Regions from separate parts of the Homo sapiens genome. Here region 2 is linked to region 1. The links are chromatin contacts, found by Hi-C or POLR2A ChIA-PET in ENCODE. All regions are on one chromosome and are shown on one strand. Each heading gives the region's core, a stretch centred on a gene start or an enhancer-like site at or near the end of the contact. The rest is flanking DNA. Distances are from core to core; before and after follow the strand shown. Region 1 holds the start of SPRY4-AS1 (SPRY4 antisense RNA 1). Region 2 has its middle 28 kb from the start of FGF1.

Evidence for each region. A loop is a pair of places that touch in the nucleus more often than their neighbours do. ChIA-PET counts read pairs that join two places held with the same protein, here RNA polymerase II (POLR2A). Pooled maps may share reads with other maps.
Region 2: a pooled map shows a loop between it and region 1 (2.7-fold over the local background). The contact joins the enhancer-like site here to the promoter of SPRY4-AS1 in region 1. A Hi-C loop is called at or near these places in 1 of 168 maps with a recorded cell type or tissue (cardiac septum) and 3 of 50 pooled maps. POLR2A ChIA-PET finds 5 or more read pairs at or near these places in 3 of 52 experiments (BJ, H1 and IMR-90).

What each region holds. Positions count from the first base shown.
Region 1 is chr5:142,321,818-142,328,112 of GRCh38, forward strand. SPRY4-AS1 (SPRY4 antisense RNA 1) reads left to right here and starts at 3,476. Exons shown (of 4, transcript NR_120664.1): 1 at 3,476-3,553. It overlaps SPRY4 (sprouty RTK signaling antagonist 4), which reads right to left and starts at 3,204. Exons shown (of 2, transcript NM_001127496.3): 1 at 3,027-3,204. RefSeq lists enhancers at 1,202-2,166, 2,167-3,129, 2,611-2,670.
Region 2 is chr5:142,710,886-142,717,180 of GRCh38, forward strand. No RefSeq gene overlaps it. Among named protein-coding and RNA genes, the nearest start is that of FGF1, 28 kb to the left of the region's middle. RefSeq lists a silencer at 2,317-2,516. Within about 2 kb of position 2,611, at least 36 of the 41 ENCODE cell types and tissues checked have a DNase peak (open chromatin) inside an H3K27ac peak, as active enhancers do.

The DNA of each region.
Region 1 (6,295 bases), core at 2,226-4,725:
GATAGCCCAAGGACAGAAAAACACACTGTGGGGGCACAAATCTTGGAGCTAGAAGATGTCAAACAACAAGACATTCAGCCCTGTAAACTGGAATCCCCACATATGGTCCCAAAGTATTAAATCCCAGAGCAACACAGCTCAAGGGTCACTTCTGTAAGTATTAATGGGTTTTATTCCTCTCTTAACTTTTATATCACTGATTTTCAAATTTGGCACTGAAAGGCTGCTTTCATTTATTATTCACGAAAGTCAGCCAAACCTCTGGTTTACCAAAGTTGGGGCTGGGGTCATGGGTGGGTGCGAACTGGGCAGGACAGATTTCCAAAGAGCCACATCTCTCCGCCAATTCTGGGAGGATGCAGATAAAAATGACATATGAGGCCGGGCGTGGTGGCTCACGCCTGTAATCCCAGGGGAGGCAGAGGCCGGCGGATCATGAGCTTAGGAGTTCGAGACCAGCCTAGCCAACATGGTGAAACCCTGTCTCTACTAAAAATACAAAAATTAGCTGGGTGTGGTGGCACACACCTGTAATTCCAGCTACTTGGGAGGCTGAGGCAGGAGCATCATTTGAACCTGGGAGGCGGAGGTTGCAGTGAGCCAAGATCGCGCAACTGCACTCCAGCCTGGGTCACAGAGCAAGACTCGTCTCAAGAAAAAAAAAAAATATATATATATATATATAAATGAAAACGACATCCGTAAGCTCCAAATGTCCACCTGTCCACAGCCTCTGCCCTACTATGTGTTCTGTCTCCTCCCACCAGCCCCCAACTAAAGCTTCAGTGAGATGAGGCCATTTCAGAGGGTGATCTGGAAAAGGTCATGGAGCTGGGCAGGAGGGCTAAGGGCAAGAGGGCATTTACACTCCACTGAAAGGGAGTGACTCCTGATAACCAACAGATGCCTTTAAAGTCTGCTCACTGTAACTGACCAATATTTGTCCATGAAGATTTCAGAAATCTGCTACTAAAATCCCCACCCTACACCCGTACTGGCCACATGGCGTGGTTGGTAAGTGTGTGTGCTGTTCACCACATTAGGATTTGCTGGAGCCTCGCAGCACGTGAGAACCCTCCCAAGAGATGGGAAAGAGGAAATGTGATTTCACACTGGACATCTCCACTAGTTCTTTCCCACCCTTCTGGGAGACAGAGAGGGAGAGAGAAAGAGAAATCTTTAACTGCAGCCCTGCCTCTCCTAGCTCTCCTGACACCCGCCCTAAAAAAAAAAAAAAAAAGGCTGAAAATTTCAGAGATGTTTATGCTCCATTTGTGTGAAGATCTGGAGAACTCCAAACATTGTGAAATCCACCAGTGCAATATTGGGTAGGGCCTCAGGCCAGACTGAGCTCATTAAGAGATTGATAAACCCGCAGTTCCCAACTTCTCTGAGCCTTATACCTTCCAGCTTTGAATCCCGAGAGACTTGTCAGGGAGGTTAGTGCCTCGGTCAGCTACAGACACAGACGAGTGCTTGCTCCCGCCCCTCTGCAAGTTCTTTGGCCTCCAGTGTGTCTGGCCTCTCCCAAAACTGGAGAGAATCACGCCACTGATTTGGAGGCAGGAAAGAAGGGGATGCCACTAGGTTTGGGCACCCCACTGTACACTCTTCTTTCCAGCACTAACCGCGCTGGGGGGTACGGAAGCCTTGCTGCGCCAGAAGGCGGCCTCCTGCCCTCACAGAGGCCTTGGCAATATGGATGCCCCTCCAGCAGCTGGTGAAAGAGGCAGCCAGCAGCTCCCTACTCTGCCTACCATCTAGCCCCTCCAGCCCATTTCGCCTCTCTTGCCCATCCTTCAGCCCTATAAGCCACGCAACCATTTTCTGTCTCCCCTGCCTCTCCTGCCCACAACCCCCTGCCCCCAATCAAGGAGAATTGAGAAACCGTCTTCTTGCACAAGAGCAGCTACTGTCTAAATGCTTTTTGATCGTCTGCATGGAGGGGGAACTGGGCACAGCCCTGGACCCAGTGATGGAGCCAAGCTCTAGCTGCCCTGGCTAGCCAAACCCGCCCTCACCCAGCTCACTGTCCCCGGGGTCTTGGCGATTCAGAATTTGTCAGAACATACCGTCTCTATCCTCTTCTCTGTGATGTCAAGCCTGGTACCACCAAGAAGGAAGGAGGGAAAGCAGGAGCCTTATCTCTCCTACATTCGCAACCTCTTCCTCCAGCTCCCACACGCCTGGTGTTATGTAAACGCACCTTCAACCCCCACCGCAGCCCTAGCGCGGCCTGGGGGCTCCGGGGCCTGGCACAGCTCGGTGCCCGAGGATAGGGAGGTACAGGGTGGCCGAGGAGCCTCAGGCCTTACAGAGGCCAGGCAAGAAAAAGTCAACTGCAAGGCAGTTGCATAGCATAAAATGCGGCAGCGGAGCAAAGGTCAGACGGCGAGGAACCGCCTCGCCAAGGAGAGGGAGTAGGAATGCCCAGTCCTGAGCCAGCCCCTCGCTGACCATCGAGGGAGAGGCAGAAGGGGAGGGAATTCAGTCCGTCACGGCTCCGAAGAGAAAGAAAAAATCTACGTCGAGCATAGGCCGCTACGGCGGGCTGGGAGATACACGGCAAAGCTGGCACCGTGGGCACCGAGCTGGGAGGTGGGCGAGCCGCCCAGAGCGAGGGCGCCCCCCGACCCAAACGGTGGCTCCTGACCAAGCCCAGAGACGCCCGTTCCAGCGTTCGAGGCGGATGGTGGCAGGAGAAGGAAAGAGGCCAGGCCAGAGGCAAACTCCCGGGACACGCACGGGGCTTCCCGAGTCTCAGAGGGCGGGGAAGCCGGGCTTGGCAATGCCCAGGGGTCGGAAACGGCGGTGCCAGGCTGTGAACACCCCCGGCGCCGTGCCGGCCGGGCCGAGGGCGTCAGGGAGCTGCGGCGCACCGCAGCGACTCAAGGAGGCGCAGGCTGAGGGAAGGAACACTGAGGCGCGCCTAGAAATAGCGCACCATTTGCCCCAGCCCAAGGGGGGAGTCGCGTCGCGGCTCAGAGAGGGGCAGTTTCAGATCTCCAAACCAGCCATGGACTTACTTTGAGGAGCTGCAGGGTCACAAGCATCGCCCCACGTCTGTGTAAATCCTGAAGCCGGGGCAGGTTAGCCGCCGCTGTACTCGCAGACGCCGGTCGGAGGAACCGGCAAGGCTCCCTGCGCTCCACAGCGCCAGCTCCGCGCTGTCAGCTCAGCTCGCTACCTCCGCGGCGATGTTGCAACCACTGCCTGGGAAAATGGCTTTTTTATGAATGGGAGGGAAGGGAGCGCCAGTGCGCACGCGTGCCGTTCGCGATTCTATGAATGGGTGGGCACAACAGACCCTGAGCGCGCATGCGCTCCGCTCCTTTTTTTATGAATGGGGGGCGGGAAAAGATCTTAACCCGTGATTGCTGGGACTGGCTCAAGCTCCACCAGGAGCCGTCGTTCTTTTACAAAGAGGGGTGGAGGTTCCAGTGGAGGCTGTTGTTGCCTTTTTTTTTTTTTTTTTAATGAATGGAGGGCGGCGGCGACTGCTGCAGCTGGGCCAGCTGCGCGGGCTGCACCCCCTCCCAGCCTGCGAGAGGAGGTAAAGGCCACCTTCACGCCACTGCGGGCCTGGGCAGGAACCGTCAGTGTCGCTGGGGGGTGGGGGACGCTGCGGCCTCCGGATCCCGGGTTGAGAGCAGGGTGGTGGAGGGCACACCTAGATCTGGGGATCTCTGCCCCCCGCAGGCAGTCAAAAGGGGGGGCGGGAGGACCCCTACTGGGGGCCTTCTCTTGCTCTAGACCAGAGACGCCAGGCGGGAGGGGTCTTGAAGCTGCGTTTACCAAAAATTAGGAAAATGTCCATCATTCATATCAAAGGGTGGGGTGAGGATTGGTGAGTGAATCTGGTTCTTTTTCCTGAGGCTGAATCTCTCGTGAGTGCTGGCCGCCCCTCCCCCCATTTCTTGGGTGTAGACAGTGACTGGGCCCAGGCCTCTTCCGGCTCCAGTACCCCCCGGGGCGATTCTGGCAACTCAGCCAGAGGAAGCCTGGCCCTCGCCTCCCAGCGTTCCCCCCGCCCCCCGCCCCAGTGCAATGTCCGCAGTGCCCGGGCGTCTGCCCGCTCTCTGTCGCCCTAGCTAGGTGTCCTTTCTCTGTCCCAGTCGGTTTCCCAGCCCTCACAGGACGCTGGCCTGAGGAGCCTCGGTCCACCGAAGGCCCACGGCCCTTCGCTGTTGTAGGCGCCTTTCCCCAATATCCCCCACCTCTCACCGGCCTCCCCTCCGGGGAAGTGGGAGCGGCCGAGAACTGGCCAGGTGGATGGGTGGAGCCGGCTGCGCCGAGGATGCTGCCGGGGTGGCCTCAGGATTAAATAACAACGGGGCTCTTGAGCCGCAGAGGAAATGGAAATGGCTGGGGATCCTTTCTTCGCTGTTAATGATGGTGGCGTTGGGGGGCGGGGGTGAGGATCAGCTCAAGCCGGTGAAAAGAAAAGCCCCCGCCATTAGGCCTGACTCCAGGAAGGCGGGGAGCCCTCGCAGCAGGCCCTGCTCCTCCCTGGAACGGAGGAGCCTGTAGCCTCCGGGAAGTCCGGGGCGGGGGGTGGCTTTGATGCGTGGATAAGAGCAGAGTCTGGGCCAGGGCTTGGCCCTGAGTCCCTTGTAAGGTCTGTCTTGCCGCTGTTCTGGCCGCACGGGGAGATTGTGTGGCAGTCTTTTTCTTCCTACGCCACTATAGGATTGTGCTTGGCTGTTGTCAGAGGAACCAATGAAAGGCTCCCAGCCCAGGGCTGAGGTCTGGCCTAGGGCTGGGGCTGGGACTCTAGAGGCAGGCAGCCCAAGGTCACCGAGTCCTAGCCTAAAATGCCTTCTCACCATTCGGCTCACCCCTCCGTGTACTTACCCAGCTCCTGAGGGCAGAGCAGACTCTCCCCTAGGGAACCTCAGCCTTCCTTTCAGGGGCGAGACCTTTCTCTAAGACCAAGAGAACTCTTCGCCAGAAAAATGGGTACAGTTGTCCAGGACTTCCTTTTAAGGCTGTTGAAGTTCAGTATCGCCCTCTCTGTCAGCTGTAGAAACTGAGGCCAAGGGTCCTGCACCGGGTATATGGAAGAGCTGGTAAATTGTAGCACTTATTTTCTAGGTCTTTGCAACCTGGCTTTACTTTGCTACCAACCCTTCTCAGCATCACAGACCTAAAAACCTGTTTCTCGCATGTCATTTAAGCATTTTAAACAATGAAAGTTGAAGCAGTAATTTTCCAGCTGGTGCTCACCCATGGCCCTTGCTGAAACAGTCAGAAGGATGGGAATAAATAAATCTTAAATCTATGGCAGAAAAGGAGGATTGGAGGAGCCGCGGGGAGGGGGGTTGCTATCCTGTTTTCTTTATTAGAGAAACTCAGGAGACAGACAGGATTACATTTCATAGTCTTTCTCAGCTTCCCTGAAAGAGAATGCGAGGAGACCCCAGCCTGTGGTGGGGAGAAGGAGGAGCTCCCAGTCTTGAGCTGGGAGGGGCCTCTGATGCTTAAGTACAGCGAGATTCAGAGCGTCTAGAAGGGCTCTGGAGGTCATATTCTGGTTGTGCTTGGAACCTAAGCTGAGGAATGGTTTGGAGCAGCAGTTATGAAAAATTCATTCATTCATTCATTCATTCATTCACTCATTCACTCATTCATTGATCGATTCTGTAGTGGGGCCTGCCCTGACTCTGGAGACTCAGTGGTGAGGGACAGACAGCCCTCCCTGCCCTTGTGAAGCTCACAGTCTTTTGAAAAGACAGACAGACAGGCTGCAACATGAGGTTCTAAGTGCTAGGAGGGAAATGAGCTTTCTCTGGGGTATGTTGCTTGCCGGGGAGGTGGGGGATGGTGGAAGGAGCTGATTCTGATTTGGTCATCAGGGAATGTCTCTGAGAGGGCGGCTTCTAGTTGTGAGTTGAGACCCAAAGACTGAGAAGTGAATCTGAGGGAGGACTGGAGAAACATCTCAGGCAGAGGGAGCATGGGTGGAGGCCGTGTGTGGGAAAAGCCTGGCATATTAGAGGCACTGACAGAAGGCCTCTGTGGCCACAGCTTTATGAGCAAGTTTGAAGTGAGCCTGGTGAGGAATTCAGATGTCATCCCATTAAGGATTTTAAGCAAGGTCTGACACATTCTGATTTGTGTTTTAAACCTCTCCAGCAGCCCTGGGGCCACAGTTTAGGGGGTGAGGGGACAGAACGAAAGGTGGTTGGGGAATGCAGAGCATTTGCTCCATTGCAGGGTGAAGACATCATGTTCCTTCTTTAGGATTGGGTGGCCGGTAGGTCTGTGCTGGATTTGTTTTTCTGCTTCATCTGAC
Region 2 (6,295 bases), core at 1,361-3,860, 390 kb after region 1:
AGCTGGGACTACAGGTGTATGCCACCACATAAGGCTAATTTTAATTTGTTTTTGAGAGACAGAGTCTTGCTATGTTGCCCAGGCTGGTCTTAAACTCCTGGCCTCAAGCAATCTTTCCACCTTGGCCTCTGAAAGTACTAGGATTATAGAAGTGAGCCGCTATGCTTGACCAAAACACAGTTTTTAAATCAATTTATGTCTTTACTGAAATCTCTTAAAGATGCCAAAGGGTGGGGTTTGGGTTCCATTCATAACACCAACATTTCTGAAGAATCCTCTTCTCTTGTCTCTTTCTCAAGTCCTCCTCATGACATCTGTGTTAGTCCGTTCTCACACTGCTATGAAGGACTGCCTGAGACTGGGTAATTTATAAAAGAAAGAGGTTTTAATTGACTCACAGTTCCACAGGGGTGGGAAGGCCTCAGGCGGAAGGGGAAGCAACCACATCCTTCTTCACATAGCGGCAGGAAGGAGAAGTGCCAAGCAAAGGGGAAAAGCCTTTCATAAACCCATCAGGTCTCATGAGAACTCAAGAAGAGCATGGGGATATGTGGAGGAAAAGTTAAATCTTAAATTTGAACTCAATTGAATGTGGACACAAACAATGGTCACCAAGTCCCAGAACAGGTTGCATGAGCCCCTTGAGGCGTTCATCCAGACGGTTTTGGAGAAATCTGTTCCTGTATGTTAGTTATTGAAAAACAACAAACAATCATAAAAACAAGTTGACCTTTTTGTGTTCCTTGAGTCCAGTCATGAAGGGCCCTCGTGACTGGGCCTCATGCCAAATAAGTCGTTACAAAAAGAACTAGGGTCCCATACCACGCCAAAGCTTCATGAGACCTCTCCTCATCTGTGCATGGATGAGCGGTCAACTCTGGAGCCCAGGCTGTTGCTTCCCTGTCTGGTGATGAATCCTCTATAGTCTGGTAAGTGTAGTGGCCGACTCTGGAGCCCAGGCTGTTGCTTCTGGTCTGGTGATGAATCCTCCATCGTCTGGTGAGTGTGTGTGTATATATATATAGTCTATATTGATGGGAGAAGTGGGGTGAAAGTTGGCATGCCCTTGCCATTAACTTCTAGCCTCCCAGTAGTCCAGGCTATATATATATATCTTCTCCCTTTTCCCCTTCCCATTGCAATTTGCTTGTATCATTTGCTTATTATATCTGCATTGCCATTTACATGGGATAAAGGTTGTTTACCCTTGAAGGTATTGCATGTGTGTCTTTTCTTTTCCCTTTGTGCATCTCCCTCATAGAAAAGAGTAACCGCCCCCATGATTCAATTGCCTACCACTGGGTCCCTCCCACAACACGTGGGGATTATAGGAACTACAATTCAAGATGAGATTTGGGTGGGGACACAGCCAAACCATATCAACAGCCCAGCAGCTACTTCAGTCCTCCTTAATTTATCTCTTGAATTCTCCCAAACCCAGCTCATCCCTGGCTTGTTTCTCTTATTCTTTCTCTCGCCTTCTGATCCATTCTGCTTTCGTTAGTATGTAACTCCCTGCCTTCTCTTAGGTAGACCCATCAACCCATCCTACCCATGGTACTGCACAATTCAGAATCCTTTCCCAAATTTTCCCTTATTATGCACAAGAAATACTCCAGGGCCAGGTGCAATGGCTCACGCCTGTAATCCCAGAACTTTGGAAGGCTGAGGCAGGAGGATCGCTTGAGCCCAAGAGTTCAAGGCTGTAGTTAGTGATGTTGGTGCCACTGCACTCCAGCCTAGGCAACACAACAAGACACTATCTCAATTAAAAGAAAAAAAAAGAAAAAAGAAAAAGAAATACTCCAGAACTTGGCTAGTGAAGACTAATTCCTCCTTCACAGGAAGGAAGTGGGGGCAGGGGAAAATGATGCTGTAAATACTCTAAAATATGTATTTTTTCCTGTCCCATCAGCTATGCCATCTGGGATGGGGTGACGCCTGGATGAGATGTCATTTTAAAGGACATTTCTGGGACATGCTGGCATCAAGGCAAGTTTTCAGGTGGCTGCCATTTCCTTGTCATTTACCTTCTATGGACAGGACAGAGTCTCCACCCAAACCACCACCCTCCCACAAAAGCGGGAAGGAGAAGCCAGAAGGGAGAGAAATCAGACTTTTCCTGATTTGTCTAATAATAGAAAGTTGGCAGAGCACGTCACAGAATAGAAAGTATTTGATAAAAACAGCATCTGTTCAGCTTGGGACTCGAGCCGGAGCTGCATGGAAATTTAATTTATTCCTTCCTCGAGTATTCCCATTAGAGTATCACAATTCTGTCTTTCTCATTAATGAGAGAAGTTGAAAACGTTGCTTCCTGTGACCAAAATGGCTTTCTTTCCCACGGGCTGATGGCAGAGGAGGCGACAGCGCAGCTGAGCGAGCGGCCAGCAGGGGGCGCGGCCCTGCCGTCCTCACACCCACCCCGGACACGGAGACGCGGGGCGAGCGGGGCGCCCCTTACACAGCCTGCGAGGGGAGACCCAGGAGGTTTTCCAAACAAGAGGCTTTGCTGACTCTAGGGGCCTAAGAATAACCACTGTGTAGTATCCTGACTGCCGGCGGCCTCAGTAAAAGTGGTAGACAGAGGCTTCCCTGTCGCTCAAGGAGCTCCCAGGGCTTTCTAGGCTTCCCGTTCTCCTCCTGTTTCCCAGGACCCACCAGAGTGCCCCCTGCAGGTCAGGACGGGAACCGACACCTGGCCTTTGTCAAAACGCATTCCAGCGCCCAGTGAATTACTGTCCTCACGCCTGTCACCTCTCCATCTCCGGCTCCTCGCTGCTCTGGCTCCTTAAAGTCCTGCTCTGGGCAAAGTGGCCTTAACAGGAAATCAAAGCTGAGTCAAACTAATAATAGTTTGGCTATTGATCAGGCAGCCCCTTTAAATCACCCGGTGTTTTGTTTAATTGCAGAAAAATACACATAACATAAAATTTTCCATTTTAAATGTACAGTTAGTTTAGTGGTGTTAAGTGCATTCACATTCTTGTGCAACCATCCCCACCATCCATTTCCGGGGCTCTTTTCATCCTCCCAGGCTTAAACTCCACACTCATTAGACAAAAACTCCCCATTCCTCTTCCCCCAGACCTGGAAGCCACCATTCTGCTTTCTGCCTCTGAATTTGACTACTCTATGTACCTCTTATAAATGGGATCATATTGTATTTGTCCTTCTGTGGCTGGCTTGGTTCACTTAGCATAGTGTCCTCAAGGTTTACCCATGTTGTAGTGTGTGTCAGAATTGCCTTCCTTTTAGGGGTGAATAATATTCCACTGTATGTATATACCACATTTTATTTGTCCATTCATCTGTCAATGGCCACCAGGATTGCTTTCACCTTTTTGGCCATTGTGAATAATGTTGCAATGAGCATGGGTGTCCTTTTCGAGATTGTTTTGACCTGTTGGTATTTTAACAGGACTCTTTAGGAAGGTAATCCCAATGGAATAGTTCAAGGTCCGAAGAAAGCTGATGGGAACTATTTTAGGAAGAAACAGATTTAATGTCCCTTGCACCAAACCATATCACCTACATAGGGGGCTGCCCTAGGATATATGTTCTGATATCATGCATTTTGTATTTCCTCACTGAAAAGGATAAGAAGTTGTGCCCAGTGGAGGGAAAATGTTTCTGACTCAAACAACTTCCAAGCCACTTGGCTCTCGGAATCTTTGATAGCCGTAGATTGTTAGGCAGTGACAGTGGGAAGCCAGAGAGTGATGCAGACACGAGCAGGCTTTGGTGTCAGACCCGGCGAACATTTCTCCTGACATGAGCTTCAAATATCTTCATGAGCGGATTCTTTGGGGGTCCTTGCTGATTCAGCTTCTATCCGCCCCTCTATGCTTTCCTGTGCCTTCAGCTCTTAGTTTTTCCCCCATCAGCATTGCAATATGCTCAAGAAGTTAACAAAACAAATTAACACAGAGAAAGCACAACCCTCCCTTAAGCCCTGCCTCCCTTCAGTTCCCATCCTTCCTGTCTCTCTCCTGCTGTGGCCTGTAGCCTGTCTTCTTGAAGGAATCATTTTCACTTGCCACTTCCATATCCCCACTCCCATTCACTCTTGAACCCGGTGCTCTCCTGGCACTGGATTCTGAGGGTTTCTGATGTGACATCTTGGTTCAAGCTTCTGATGGGAAGTCAGCCCCCTGTTCAAGTCAAAAGCCCTGCATCCTGAGAAGTCCTGGCACCTTGCTTCAGAGACAGTTCCTAGAATACCAGAAGATATATATATATATGTGTATATATATGTGTATATATATACACACACACACATATATATGTATACATATATGTGTATACATATATGTGTATACATATATACACATATATATGTGTGTGTGTGTATATATATATATACACATAAATATATACATATATATATACACACACACACACATATATATACTTCCTCATCAAAAGAAGGCCTAACAAGAACTTTTGTAAATCATCTTTCCTGGCAATGGAGTATAGAGGTTAGGGGACCAACTGTATCATCATCCACAGCTTGATATGACCCCCAGCTCTGCCAGTTGCTAGCTGGGTGACTTTGGGCAAGTTACTTAAGTTCTCTGCACCTTCTTACCCTGCCTCTAACATGACGATCGCCCCAGCACCTACCTCATAGGCCTATTAGGATAAATAAATAATGCATGTCAAGAGCTGAGCACAGGGCATGGCTCACAGGAAGCATTTCATAAGGGTTAACTCGTGACTACTTTTTATTGGCATAATACTTAAAGGTTGACCTTAGTAATTAAGTCTATCTTGATTTTCATACCTGTAAAATTTGAGTGAACAAATGTGGTAAGACTAAAGGGTTTACTGCAAATTTTCTAGAGAATAATTGGTTCCCTAAGTGATCAGAAACATTTGCTAAGGATAACATGAGGAACGACAGGGAGAAACATCACATAGGGCTAATGAAAAGGCAGAATCTCTGAATGGAGATGAATACTCCTAGATATTGTGAGATAAACCAAAAAGCGGGAGAGTGTGATTGAACTTGTGCATCAGTGATTAGCGTTGGATAGGATTAGCATGCATAAACACAGACTTTTTGGAAAACAGCCCCTTGAAAAGCTATCAGAACTAAAATATGATAATAGTCAACACAGTCTGGCCACCAGATGAGGTATTCTGCTGTTTGATAAATTTTATAAAACTGCAGACCTTATTTTAAACTATGTGGAACTATTCCAAGGACTGATTGCAGAGTACATGAATAGGTATGTGAGTCTGATAAAATAGCTGAAATAAGGACAGGATTGGAAGGACATTGAAGTAAAATTGGCACGTGTTGTTCCACATCTAAAGGCTGGAAGCCATTTGGGCAGAGGCAGAATCTGGGCTCAGAGTCTAGCCCTGCAGGACCCAGTGTGGCAGCTGCGTGTCTCTGGAGCACTGGAGAGGGGGCTACTGCAAATTAAGATCTGCTGTAAAGGTAAGATACACACTAATTACAAAAACAAGAATGTAAAATATATCAGAGATTTAAAAAATATTGATTATATACTAAAAAGCGTCAGCACAGTAACTCACACGTACTAAGCACTCAGGATATGTAGTCTATTTTTTCTGTTGTTGTTTAAACCCAAAGAGCTGAGAGTTTATTATATGTCAGTGTCCTAGGTAAGACAATACTTGAAGATACCCTCACAGTCTGCCAAATGGAAGAGGAAAACATTCCCGCTTTTTAGAGAGGTGGTTCTCAAATGGGAGAATTTTGCCTCCCAGGGCCATCTGGTGATGTCTGAGACACATTTAACTATCGAAACCTGGGGGAAGTGGCTGCTACTGGCATCAAGTAGGTGGAGGCCAGGGATACTGCTAAAATCCTACAGTGTACAGGACAAACTACCCCCACAACAAAGAATTGCCACGTCAAAATGTCAATCGGACCCAGGTTGAGACATCCTGAATTAGTGGCTCTTGATCACTTACAGATGTGACTGATTAATAATCAAGCTCAGCGAGTGTGTGGTAGAAGGAGGATTACAAATGTTATCCAAAGAGGCATCTCCTGGCCAGCAGCCTTGGCGTCACCCAGAATTTACTAGAAGAGCAAATTCTCAGGCCTACCCCAATCCTACTGAGTCAGATCTCTGGGGGTGAAGCCCCTATATCTACATTTTCACAAGCCTTCCAGGTGATTCTAATACAAGCCAAACTTCTGAGAAGCGCCGCTCCACTGCCCCTGTGTCCTAGTTACCAACTCCTGCTCATTCCGGGCTGAGCAGTAGGTGGCAGTGAATCGCAGAACGGTATTTGGACGGCTGCTAAATGCTGA